2 separate regions of the Homo sapiens genome follow, and region 2 is linked to region 1. A link is a contact called in ENCODE POLR2A ChIA-PET data. All regions are on one chromosome and are shown on one strand. The core of a region is the stretch at or near the end of the contact, and the rest is flanking DNA. Distances in the headings are between cores, read along the strand shown.

Region 1 (6,307 bases), core at 527-3,026:
AAATGTCACTTTCCCAAGGGAAGTCTTCCCTGACTCCCATCCCACTGGAGGGTGCCAGAGCCTTCCCGACCCACGGGACGTGCTGCGTTTTCCTGCACCTTTTCCCCGTACACTCAGCGAGGTTTGTCTTCTACAGACATCCAAGCAATCATGTGCTTGAGGCCTACCCCGAATCCTGCTAGGCCTAGACCGCTCACCCGCTGAAGGCGAGACAGCATCCAGGCTGTGCTGCCGGACAGAACTGGCCTCACCGGGCGCGGTGGCTTATGCCTATAATGCCAGCGCTTTGGCAGGCCAAGGCGGGTCGATCACCTGAGGTCGGGAGTTTGAGACCAACCTGACCCACATGGAGAAACCCCATCTCTACTAAAAATACAAAATTAACCGAGCGTGGTGGCGCACGCCTGTAATCCCAGCTGCTCGGGAGGCTGAGGTGGGAGAATCGCTTGAACCCGGGAGGCGGAGGTTGCGGTGAGCCAAGATCGCACCATAGCACTCCAGCCTGGGTAACAAGAACGAAACTCTGCCTCAAAAAACAAACAAAAAAACCGGCCTCTCCTTCCCCCACCCTCCTCTATCTGTGCTGGACGCCGCAGCACCCCCTCCAAGTGCCTGGCCAGCCTCACCTTTTCCTTGGCTGATTTTCGGGTTTCCTCATCCATCCACTTCAGGGTGCTCAGGCTTTCCTCAAATGCCTTCTTAATCTCCAGGATGATCTCGGTGGCCTGAGGAGATACACATCACAGCAGTAAGGTCTGCGCACTGGTCTCAGGTAAATGCAACAGGCACCCCGTGCAGAACAATGATGGCCAGAGATTAAACTCAATTTTCCAAGCGTCAGGCTGGGTGAGAAGGGGAGCCACAGCTGTGCTTCCAAACCACGCTCCTAACGTGAACACCCTGCAAGACAGGACTGGCCTTCCACACACAGGGCTCCATGCTCCAATAAGCTTAGGATGAGCTTCGGGAAAGTTGGAAAAGTCTCTGCTGTGGTACTTTTCAGAGCCTTTAATATGGTAATAATAGGCACCGTGATTCTTCCAGAGAGGGGAGAAGACACAGCCTCTCCCAGCCTTATTGCCTTATTGGACCACAGCATTCCTTTTTGATGGAGCGGGCTTTAAGATCTAGAGTACTCATGTTCCGAGGAGCAGCTTCGGAAATACCATGCTCAGGCTGGATATAGACAGGTGTTCTTGAGGGAGACAATGTCATGAGCAGACAAGCTCGAAGATGGAAAGTTGAAGGTTCTAGAGAAGGGGAAGGCAGAGCTGTGCGGCAACAAGAGCAGAGGGGCCAGCAGACCCCAACTCAGACCCTGCCCAGCTGCTCACAGGCCAGTCACTGTAATGGATTTGAATTGCGGTTGGCTCACCTCCGGCTGCAGATGACAGCTACATAATGAATACTATTTGTCATCAAGATTGTAACAATAAAATGACCACTCCCATTAGCTGAACCCTTATTGTATGCCGGTGCCCAGTGTGTGGCATCTCATTTAATCTCTCTCTGTGGGAGGAATGCCCCCGTCTCCACATTGCAGATGATGTAAGAACTGTCCCAGGCCACCCGACCAGCGGTGAGGCCAGGATCTGAGCTTAGGCCGGGCTGTCTCCAAGGCGCTCTGCCATGGCACTCCTCTGCCTGTCTAGAACAAACCTGTCACCCACAAAATAAGAAAAATGTCACCCTCTGGGCCAGAGCTGTTCTGCCAACATTCTCTCTGGGTCGTTCACAGCCCTTGGAGGTGGGGATGGCTGTCACAGCCTTGCAGGCTGCTGGGAGGATCACATGAGCTCGTGCAGATAAGGGCCTGGCACTGAAGAGCTGCCCTCGTGAGACTCCCATTACCCAGGGCTCGAGGAAGTGAAGCCTCTGCATTGAGGCTGTGGCCCTAAGGTCCCCTGCCCAGGAGCAGGAAAGGCCCAGGGTGGGCTGGAGTGTGAACTGGCAGGTCTGTGCAGGCCACAACAAGTGTGACCTCACAGCCTGTGTCCACGGGGAAGGCACTTACTATGCTCTTGCTGTCCTCGGCGAAGGTTGCTTTGACAAACATGGGGCCCAACGCAAAGCCCAGGTTGTTTTCTGTGTCACTCACGCAAAACTTCCAGCGAGGAAGACAGGTCTGGAAAACACAAGTCAGGGGGCTCGCTGGGCCCCAGCCCTTTGTTTCCCAACCCCTTTCTTGCTGGGAGGTAGCACCATGTGGGGCCCATGCTTTGTTCTGGAAGTTCAGGGAGAGCTTTCCGACCCAGTAAAGTTATTTTAGTCACCGGACCAAGAGGCCACTGATACCCTCACTCCCACCCCCTGCCATTTCCTGAATGCCAGGCTCTGTGCTGGGACTTCACAAATAGTGTCCCGTTGAGCCATTCAATGACCCTCGGGGCTTACAAGCCGTTTGACTGATGGGGAAACACACTCGGCACGGAGCAGCTGCTGGCCCAGGGTGCCCCACGAGTGACAAGTGTTGTTGGAATGAGAACTGAGACGTGCCTGACTCCACATCCTATGCTCCTACCTACCCCCATCTCGTCCTGCCTCCTGGGAAGAGCAGGAGTCCTGGAGGCAAAGAGCGGTGGAGAGTGACTGGTCTACCCTGAGTCACAGAAAAAACTGCCCCAGGGCCAGGGCTCCAATGCCATTGAAGATCTCCTCAAATGAGAACACCACAGCAACACCGCAGGACTTTTTTCTTTTTTTCTTTTTTTTTGGCAGGGTCTCGCTCTGTCACCTAGGCTGGAGTGCAGTGGTGCGATCACACAGCTCACTGCAGCCTCGACCTCCCAGGCTCAAGTGATCTTCCCACCTTAGCCTCCCGAGTAGCTGGGACAACAGGTGCAGGCCACTATGCCTGGCTAATTTTTTCTATTTAAAAATTTTTTTTTTTTTTTGTGGAGACATCATCCCACTATGTTGCCCAGGCTGGTCTAGAACTCTTGGGCTCAAGTGATCCACCTGCCTTGACTTCCCAGAGTGCTGAGATTACAGGCGTGAGCCACCACACCTGGCTCACCGCGGGATTGCAATGCCTTGATTCTTTCTTGGTCTTGCCTACAAGCCCCAACAGTCCATACAACCCCTCTGTGCAAACCGGAAATAGGCGTCTGTGGGCTGCAACCTCCTGGGCATGGCCCAGGGACGCGTGCTGGGCTAATGTCAGCCCCAGTCACTCCCCGGCCAGGCATCCCTCTGTGGACAGTATATATGACCACGTGTGGTGGCCCTGCTCACATAAATCCCTCGTACGACAGAGGAAGTGATGTCCTCTTAACCCCAAAGAACAGGTGGTTAACAACCACCCACGCTCAGGGCAGTCTGATTCATCATGGCCCTAAACTGACAACAGCCAAAATGCCCATCAGCAGGCAGACGGATCAACAAAATGTGGTATTTTTATACAGCAACATACTACTTGGCAACAAAAAGGAATGAACTAGCTACTGATATATACGACAGCATGGATAAATTCCACAGACTCAAGCTGAGCAAAAGCAGCCAGGCACATCGTGTATAATTCCGTCCACACCCAGCTGCACCAGCCTTGGGGGCTGGGGGCTGACAGGAAAGGGGCATGAGGGTACCTGCTGCTCAGAGGGCGCTGGACAAATGGATGATGGGAATGTTCTCTATCTTTCTAAAATTTTTTATACATTTTTTTCTTTCTTTTTTTTTTTTTTAGCATGCTATGCCCAAGGCAGAAGGGGATATTCTCTATCTTGACTGTGGTGATGGTTACATGGGTGACTTCATTGGTCAAACTCATTGAGGCCAAGTGTGGTGGCTCATGCCTGTAATCCCAGCACTTCGGGAGGCCGAGGCAAGTGGATCACTTGAGGTCAGGAGTTCAAGACCAGCCTGGCCAACATGGTGAAACCCTGTTTCTACCAAAAATACAAAAATTAGCCAGGCGTGGTGGCACATGCCTGTAATCCCAGCTACTCAGAAGGCTGAGGCAGGAGAATAGCTGTAACCTGGGAGGCGGAGGTTGCAGTGAGCCAAGATCAGGCCACTGCACTCCAGCCTGGGTGACAGAGCGAGACTGTCTCAATTGAAAACAAAAACAAACAACAAACAAACAAAAAAGGCCGGGATGGTGGCTCACACCTGTAATCCCAGCACTTTGGATGGCTGAGGTGGGTGGATCCCCTGAGGTCAGGAGTTCGAGACCACCCTGGCCAACACGGTGAAACTCCATCTCTATTAAAAATACAAAAATTAGCCGGGTGTGGTGGTAGGCACCTGTAACCCCAGCTACTCGGGAGGCTGAGGCACAAGAATCGCTTGAACCCTGGGGATGGAGGTTGCAGTGAGCTGAGATCATACCACAGCACTCCAGCCTGGGTGACAGAATAAGACTCTGTCTCAAAACCAAACCAAACCAAAAACTCACTGAACTGAATACTTAATGTACACTGCATTTTTATTGTATGTAAATTATGCCTTAGCTACAAAAATTCCTTCTAGGCAAGAAAGAAAGGAAGGGCCACTCTTCTTCTTACCCATGTTCTTTTTAGTTTTCCCAACTACGTGTCCATTTGGATGCCTTGCCCTCAGCCTTTCCCTCCCTCCCGCGCCTACCCTCCCTCGGCTGAGAAGCCCAAAGCTGGACACATGGTCTGTGTCTGGCCGAGGCCGACCACACAGGATGTCAGGACGAGGGGGACTCTAATTTGAAGCTCCGTGGAGGCTCCAGGCTGTGAGGGCTGAATCACAGACAGACTTTCTTATGTGTCGTCTTCTCTGGAGATTCTCTGGATAAACCCATTCCTTCACACGAGCTTTCATTCATTTACGCATCCAGCGTTCTGTGAGCAGTTGCCCTGCATCCTGACTGTGCTAGGTCTTTCGAAGCTAGAGATGAATCAACAGTGAGCCTGTACTCCTGGGTCTCAACTGAAATGCCCAGAACATCCAGTGAGAGAAACAGACATGTAATTGCACCATCCACAGCAGTAATCACAGTGAAGTGTAGCAGTGGAGTGAGAGCGGGCCCTACTGCATATACTGCTCACAGTAAGATTCTCCTGCCTCAGCCTCCCGAGTAGCTGGGATTACAGGTGCCCACCACTACCCCCGGTAATTTTTGTATTTTTAGTAGACACAAGGTTTCGCCATGTTGGCCAGTCTGGTCTCGAACTCCTGACATCAGGTGATCTGCCCGCCTCAGCCTCCCAAAGTGCTAGGATTATAGGTGTGAGCCACCGCACCCAGTCTGTTTCTTTTTGCAGATAAAAAACTGTGGCACAGAGAGGTTAAATCACTTGGCCAAAGGGATCACCCAGGGAGTAAGTGGTTGAGGTGTTTTTTTTTTTTTTTTTGAGATGCAGTCTTGCTCCGTCTATCAGGTTGGAGTGCAGTGGTGTGATACCGGCTCACTGCAACCTCTGCTTCCTAGGTTCAAGCAATTCTCCTGCCTCAGCCTCCCATGTAGCTGGGATTACAGGTGTGTGTCACTACACCTGGCTATTTTTTGTAGTTTTAGTAGAGGCGGGCTTTTGCCGTGTTGGCCAGGGTGGTCTTGAACTCCTGGCCTCAGGTGATCCCACCAGCCTTGGCCTCCCAAAAGTGCTGGGATTACAGGCATGAGCCACCGCACCCGGCCTGAGGTGGAATTTGAACTCAGAAAGTCCGGCTCCAATGTCTTCCTTCAAAGAGGCCACGCTCTCTGCCTACAGGTCACGAAGTCCTGGAAGTACTACAGGATGGTGAGAAAATCTCCAAAAGGAGCGAGGGTCTGATCGATCTGACCGGTCAGGAAGCCTGCATCTTGCAGGAGATCTATGAGTCAGGTCTGGGAAGATGAAGAGCAGCCAGGCAGCCTCCTCCACCCTGACCTGGCTGCAATTTTTTTTTTAACCTCTTCCTCACTGTAATACAAGGAGCACTCAGCAAGGGGTTCCTTCCTCCCTGCTGGAAGTCTCAAGTCACAAATGGGTGATAGCTGATGAGAAACGGCTGCATGCAGCGCTTGAGCAGTCAGAAGAGACTTCACAGGGATCCCCTCGTCTAATCTTAGGCGGCCCTTGGATAAGCAAGGCAGGGATCTGTTACCCCTTTCTACAGATGGGAGATTGAGCCCCTGCCCCAGTGAGGCAATCTGCCTAAGGTGTGATTAGAAGAAACAATTCAAACTTGGATCTTCTGACTCCAAATTCCATGCCGTTTCCTCACAGCAGGCTCCCTCCCTGCCAGGATGAACAAACGCACACACCACACTGCTTCCCATGCTCTATGCTTTTTCCCGAATGAAGGCCATTCACAAAAGTCCTGTGAGGTGAGGTCAGGAGTGATCTCCAATTGCAGA
Region 2 (6,307 bases), core at 2,805-5,304, 400 kb after region 1:
GTCTCCCTTGCTCAGGTGGCCTGAGCCCCACTGTGGCCAAAACCTGACCCTTCCCACCCCACCGAGGACTTCAGTGTGGACTGACTCCTCCCCTGCACTGGGGTAAGGAGGAGGAGTGACTCTGAGATGACCCGGCCGCAGGGCCTCTTCCTGCCGGGCAACAACATCATCTGCTTCCCTAGCCTGGCACTTTCCAGTTTACAAACTGCCTTTGCCATCAACCCTCTCAACAGCCTCCTGAGGAACACAGAGCAGTAATGCTAATCTCCATTCTGCCTGGAAGAAAACTGGAGCCTGGATGGAGATGGTGACTTCCAAGCTTCCACCCCGAAGCTCAGCCCCAGCTGCTCTGCCCCCTGCCCACGTCCACGCAGGACACAGCTCCCACTGATGGGCAAGTCTGGGCCAGGGTGACCTTCCCAGCACCCGTCAGCCCATACATGGTATTACAGCCGCCTATGCTTTCTGTCTCTCCTCACTCCCTACATTGACCTCATTGTCCCTCCCCAGCCTCCGCAGCCCAGGGGGTCTCCCTTCTCTGAGCTCCAGGCATTCCTTCGCTCACTCACCCACTCGGTCATCTACCCACTCCCCCATCTGCCCTTCATTCCTCTGCTCAGTCATTCATTCAGAACACATGTCCTGAGGTCTGCTCTGGAGTGGACAATGGTGCTGGGTGCTGGGATCAGAGTGGGGTGAACCAGGCCTCCCCAGTCCCAAAGCAGAGCCCCAAAGATACCTGCCTGGACTGTTCCTGAGGAGCCTCTGGCTTCACTGCCTAGACAGTGAGTCCCCCAGCACTGAGGCCTTGCTTAATCCTTTCCTCCCGCTCTGCACCAGCCCTAGCTGGGGCTGGGGTTGCTGCCTCATAGGCTCCAGGCCAGTCTGGTGAGCAGAAGTCCCTGCCCCTCACAACTCCCCAGGCGGGGTGACCACCCAGGCCAAGGCGAAACCCCCACGGGGATAGACAAGGTCACCATCTCCTAACCAAAGGTGACATGGGGAAGCCCTAGCTCTGCCCCCAGATCACAGTGTGTGCAGGATTAAGTCACCATAACCTCTCCAAGCCTCAGTTTCTCTACTAAAAATTGGGTCTCAGGCCGGCTCTCTCATCCTACAGAGGACGAATGGGAGGATGAGAAACTGGAAACTGAGTTCACCAAGGATTGGTTGGAAGCAGAACCCTGAAGGAGGGCTTTCCCAGTGGAGAGGACCTTAGACTCTTCTAAGTCGCTTCTCTTCTCTGAGCCTCAGTTTCCTCAGCTACAAAATGGGAGAGTAACACCAACTTTGCAGGGTTGTTGTGTGGAATAAATTAGGTATTATATGGACAACCTGACTAGCCTAGAGCTGAGGACACAGTAGGTGCTCAATAAATTACAGGCTCCTGCCTAGAGAGGCAGTGTAGCGTCAGTGTGGGCTCTGGAGCCAGATCCTTGAGTGCGAATCCTAACTCTGCCACATAACAGCTGTGTGACCTTGGACAAGTTACTTAACCACTATGAACCTCAGCTTCCTCATCTATAAAATGGGGATAGCAGTGCTGACCTCTGAGGGTTAAATGAGTTCATTGGTGTAAAGTGCTTAACATTCACCATGAGCATTTCTTGGCCTTCCCTTCTCTTCCTTCCTTTCTTCCTTCCTCTGTAGGTGCCTGAGGACTGAGACAAGACTCCTAGGTGGAAGTTGTGAGAAGGTAGAAACGATGGGACAAACACAGCTGCCCAAGAGTAAAGCAACCTAGGCAGGGCATGGTGGCTCATGCCTATAATCCCAGCACTCTGGGAGGCTGAGGCAGGCGGATCACCTGAGGTCGGGAGTTTGAGACCAGCCTGACCAACGTGGAGAAACCCCATCTCTACTAAAAATACAAAAATTAGCCGGGTGTGGTAGCGCACGCCTGTAATCCCAGCTACCCGGGAGGCTGAGGCAGGAGAATCACTTGAACCCGGGAGATGGAGGTTGCAGTGAGCCGAGATCATGCCATTGCACTCCAGCCTGGGCAACAAGAGCAAAATTCCATCTCAAATAGAAAGAAAGAAAGAGAGAGAAAGGAAGAAGAAGAAGAAGGAGGAGGAGGAGGAGGAGGGAAAAGGAAGGAAGGAAAGAAGGAAGGAAGGAGGGAAGGAAGGAAGGGAGGGAGGGAGGGAGGGAGGGAGGGAGGAAGGGAGGGAGGGAGGGAGGAAGGGAAAGCAACCTGAGCAACCTGCCATGTAAGGTACCGAGCTCTGCATCAAGCAAAGGCAGAGTGAGCTTCTCAGAGGTGCAGCCAGGGAGATCTGAAGGTGTGGGAACGGGAGGAGCGGTGGGGGGTTTGACTGGAGGACCTCAAGGTGCCTCCCACATTTGAAATTCTTTTTTTTCTTTTTTTTTTTTTTTTTTGGTGGTGGTTGGGGGCAGGGTCTCACTTTGTCGCCCAGGGTGGAGTGCAGTGGTGAGATCTCAGCTCATTCCAACTTCTGCCTCCTGGGCTCCAGCAAGCCTCCCACCTCAGCCTCCCAAGTAGCTGGGACCACAGGTGCATGCCACCACATCCGGCTAATTTTTTTTTTTTGTAGAGACAGGGTTTCACCATGTTGCCCAAGCTGGTCTGAACTCCTGGATCCAAGTGATCCACCTGCCTCAGCCTCCCAAAGTGCTGGGATTACAGGAGTGAGCCACTGCATCCAGCCCCACATCTGGAATTCTTTGCCTCTTGATGACTCTAGGATCCCTGTAACTGAGGGCAGAGGCAATGGATGTTAAAATGTGCATATTCTTTGGTCCAGCAACCCCATTTCTAGGCATTTATTCTCCAGAAATATAACACCAATGCATAAAGATATATGAACAAAAAAGTCATGAAGCAGGGTTTGCAACCGCAAACATCTGGACGCCACTTCAATGTCCATTACAAGGAGATTAGTTAAATATATCAAACCATGGAATACTATACAGCAATGACAAAGAAGGTCTTTAGTCTTGATGGAAAAGGGGGTTTGAGGCATATTGTTAAGTGAATAAAGCGGGCTGCACACAACAAAAATCTCATTTGTAAAAATTTAAAATTACATGTCAAAGTTTACATGGCTGGCCGGGAGTGGTGGTTCACGCCTGTAATCCTAGCACTTTGGGAGGCCAAGGCAGGCGGATCTCTTGGAGCCAGGAGTTCAAGACCATCCTGGGCAACATAGCAAAACCCCATCTCTACCAAAAAAAAAAAAAAAAAAAACCACAAAAATTAGCCGGGTATGGTGGTGCATGCCTGTAGTCCCAGCTACTCAGGAGGCTGAGGTGGGAAGACTGATTGAGCCTGAGAGGTTGAGGCTTCAGTGGGCCAACATTGCACCACTGTACTTCAGCCTGAGTAACAGAGCAAGATCCTATTAAAAAAAAAAAAAAGAAAAGAAAAAAAGGCCGGGCATGGTGGCTCACACCTATAATCTCAGCACTTTGGGAGGCCAAGTCAGGTGGATCACTTGAGGTCAGGAGTTTCAGACCAGCCTGACCAACATGGTGAAACCCCATCTCTATTAAAAATACAAAATCAGCCGGACATGGTAGCGCATGCTTGTAATCCCAGCTACTCAAGAGGCTGAGGCAGGAGAATCGCTTGAACCCAGGAGGCAGAGGTTGCAGTGAACCAAGATTGCACCACTGCACTCCAGCCTGGGCGACAGAGCAAGACTCTGTCTCAAAAAAAAAAAAAAAAGAGAGAGAGAAAAGGGGCTTGCTGCGTATGGGACCCTGAGGCCCAAAAGCCCTCAGAATTTTGAGTGGGATGAAGCCCAGTTGGGCTGTGTCTGTCTGTCCGTCCTCTTTCTCTTTAAACAAAAACAAAAACAAAAAGAAAGTTTACATGGCTTATCTCTGAGAAGCAGGACCACTAGGAACTTCTGCTTTCTGTGGCAAATACTTTTCTGCACGGTTTGGATGTTTATAATGAACACTTAGTATTTGTGTAATCAGAAAAAAATTAAAGATTTTAGAGAGCTGAGCACTCACTATGACTCAGCTCCCTGAGCACCTGACTGCTTTACCCTTTTCCATCACCTTGAGAGGGAGGTATGACTCACCCCTTATTCCAAGGGGGAGAAGCTGACACGAAAAGAGACTAAACACCATGACCAATGTCCCTGAGCCAGGCGTCACAGAGCTGGGTTGCACCCCCATTCTGGCTGGCTCCCAAGCCCACACTCTTTCCCCTACATTAGGCATTAGACAACCTGCTCCGAGGGTCAGGGAAGAGCAGAGGCAGCACAGAAGTGGCCCAGGCAGCTGGGCCCAGGGATGTGCCCTGTGACTTCAGCTGTCACGTCCTGCAAGCCAGGCCAGCCGGGTTAGCATGTGTGGGGACAGGGCTGTCTACTTCATTTGTAAATGCAAATGTAGGCTCTGCTCCTAGCGCGGGCTCCATGCCCTGAGCTGCCCCAGGCTGGCAGGTGCCCAGCCCCACCCCTGGCACTACCCCCAGAAGCCTCAGGGTCACCAGGCAGGTGGGCACGTCCCAGCCCAGGCCCTTCCCTGGAGCTCTAAATAACTTTCTGTGTTGATCAACCTGTTTGTGGATGGATTTGGCATTGAAGGTCACTTGTCACCTTCTCAGTGACAGCCTGGAAAGGTGACAGTCACACCTGAGTGTGTCTGAGTCTGGATGGGCCAGAGAACAAGACCTGAAAGTCAAACGGAACTGAGTTCAAATCCTGCCTGTGCCAAGCTCTAGCTGTGTGGCCTAGGGAGAGTCCCTTCACCTCTCTCAGCCTCTGTTTCCTCGGCTATAAAATGGTGTTGAGAATTTCTCCCTGCAGGGCTGCTGAGAGCATTAAATGAGAGAATGCACGTGAAAGTACGTCCTAAGCTAGAAGCCACCTTGCACGTGTAGAGAAGAGTTATGACCTCACTCCTGTGGGGGCAGGCGGGGGGCACAGGCACATCTGTGCGGATGTGGAGTGAGCAAGGATCCACCCTGGCTGGACCCCAGGGCCCTGCCGCACAGACTCAGCCGGTGGGCGGGGCAGCGTCTGACACTTTTCCTGGGAGTCGGCACCGGGTGTTCCGCAGCTCTGCCTGGTGGTGCGAGAGGGTGTGTGTGACTCTGTGGGTGAGAATGGAGATGGGAGGCCCCGGCAGGAGCGTGAATGGGTGTGGGAGGGAAAGCGCTTGTGTCGCATGTTTGGATCTGATCACACCACCCACCTGCCTAGAAGGCCCCAATGGCTTCCCGCCGCAAGCAGGATCCAGACGCCCGCCTCACGTGGCCCACGAGGCCCTGCGTGTCTGCTCCCCATCCCCGGCCCCCCTCCCACCCGCCCACTGTCTCTGGCCTCATCCAGGGCTTCTTTCCTCCTTCTCCAGACTCCTTTCCGCTCCTCAAACCCGAGGTGCTCCTTCCCACCTCCAGGCCACTGCACACGCTGTGCCCCCTGCCTGTTACCCCCTTCCCGTCCGCTTGGATCACATTTCAGGTGCTATGTCTGTATTCAGTCTTCCAGAGCCCCCTCCCCAGACCAGGAGAAGCTGCTCCGAACCTGACCAGCTTTCCCAGAAGCCTGTCTTGGGCCTTCATGGATTTACCTGTTGCGTTTGCACATTTCATGGTGTGACCATTAAGCCACTGTCAGTCTCTCCTGCTAGAAATGGGGTTTCTTCAGGTCATGCCTGGGTCTGTTTGGGTCTGATCTGCTGCATGAATGAATGTGTATGTCTGTGCCTCTATGTTCATGATGAAGCTGTCTCTACAAGGGTCAAGTCTATGAGTGTGAGTAGGGAAATATGTGTGTGTGTACATGTAATGGGTCATCTCAAAGAACCTTTCCTCAGCCTGCAGGCAGCTGGGCTGGGAAAGGCCAAGGCAACCTGGGGCCAGTGCCTAGGCTGGCTGGGGTGAGGGGAGAACAAGCAGCAGTTCCCTTACCCCCGACTAAAATAGGTCCAGGGTCTTTGCGCCAGGTAGATCCAGTCAGGTGGGCTCCAGGCTGGAGGCCTGACTCTGCCCTGCAGTGAGCTCCACCCCTGCCTGCTCCTACAGGTTGGAGCCCAGCCTCCTGCCTGCACAGCCCAGCTCACTTGAGACTCAAGCCAAGCCTGGTCTTCCATGGCTGCCCACACTCCCCACCACCCCACCGGGCCTGTCTTGTGGGCAGCAGTTATTTTTTGTGTGTGTGTGGGATGGAGCCTTGCTCTGTTGGCCAGGCTGGAGTGCGGTGGTGTGATCTCGGCTCATGGTAATCTCCACCTCCTGGGTTCAAGCGATTCTCCTGCCTCAGTCTCCTGAGTAGCTGGGATCACAGGCATGCACCACTACGCCCAGCTAATTTTTTTTTTTTTT

The links. ChIA-PET counts read pairs that join two places held with the same protein, here RNA polymerase II (POLR2A).
Region 2: POLR2A ChIA-PET joins it to region 1 with 16 read pairs in PC-9. The contact joins two enhancer-like sites. POLR2A ChIA-PET finds 5 or more read pairs at or near these places in 2 of 52 experiments (PC-9 and activated CD4-positive, alpha-beta T cell).

What each region holds. Positions count from the first base shown.
Region 1 is chr1:21,236,120-21,242,426 of GRCh38, forward strand. ECE1 (endothelin converting enzyme 1) reads right to left here. Exons shown (of 19, transcript NM_001397.3): 11 at 2,015-2,125; 12 at 627-725. Among named protein-coding and RNA genes, the nearest start is that of ECE1, 51 kb to the right of the region's middle. RefSeq lists an enhancer at 1-207. Within about 2 kb of position 1,777, at least 7 of the 41 ENCODE cell types and tissues checked have a DNase peak (open chromatin) inside an H3K27ac peak, as active enhancers do.
Region 2 is chr1:21,634,782-21,641,088 of GRCh38, forward strand. All of the region lies in intron 2 of RAP1GAP (RAP1 GTPase activating protein), which reads right to left. Among named protein-coding and RNA genes, the nearest start is that of RAP1GAP, 31 kb to the right of the region's middle. RefSeq lists enhancers at 1-561, 4,861-5,690. Within about 2 kb of position 4,055, at least 12 of the 41 ENCODE cell types and tissues checked have a DNase peak (open chromatin) inside an H3K27ac peak, as active enhancers do.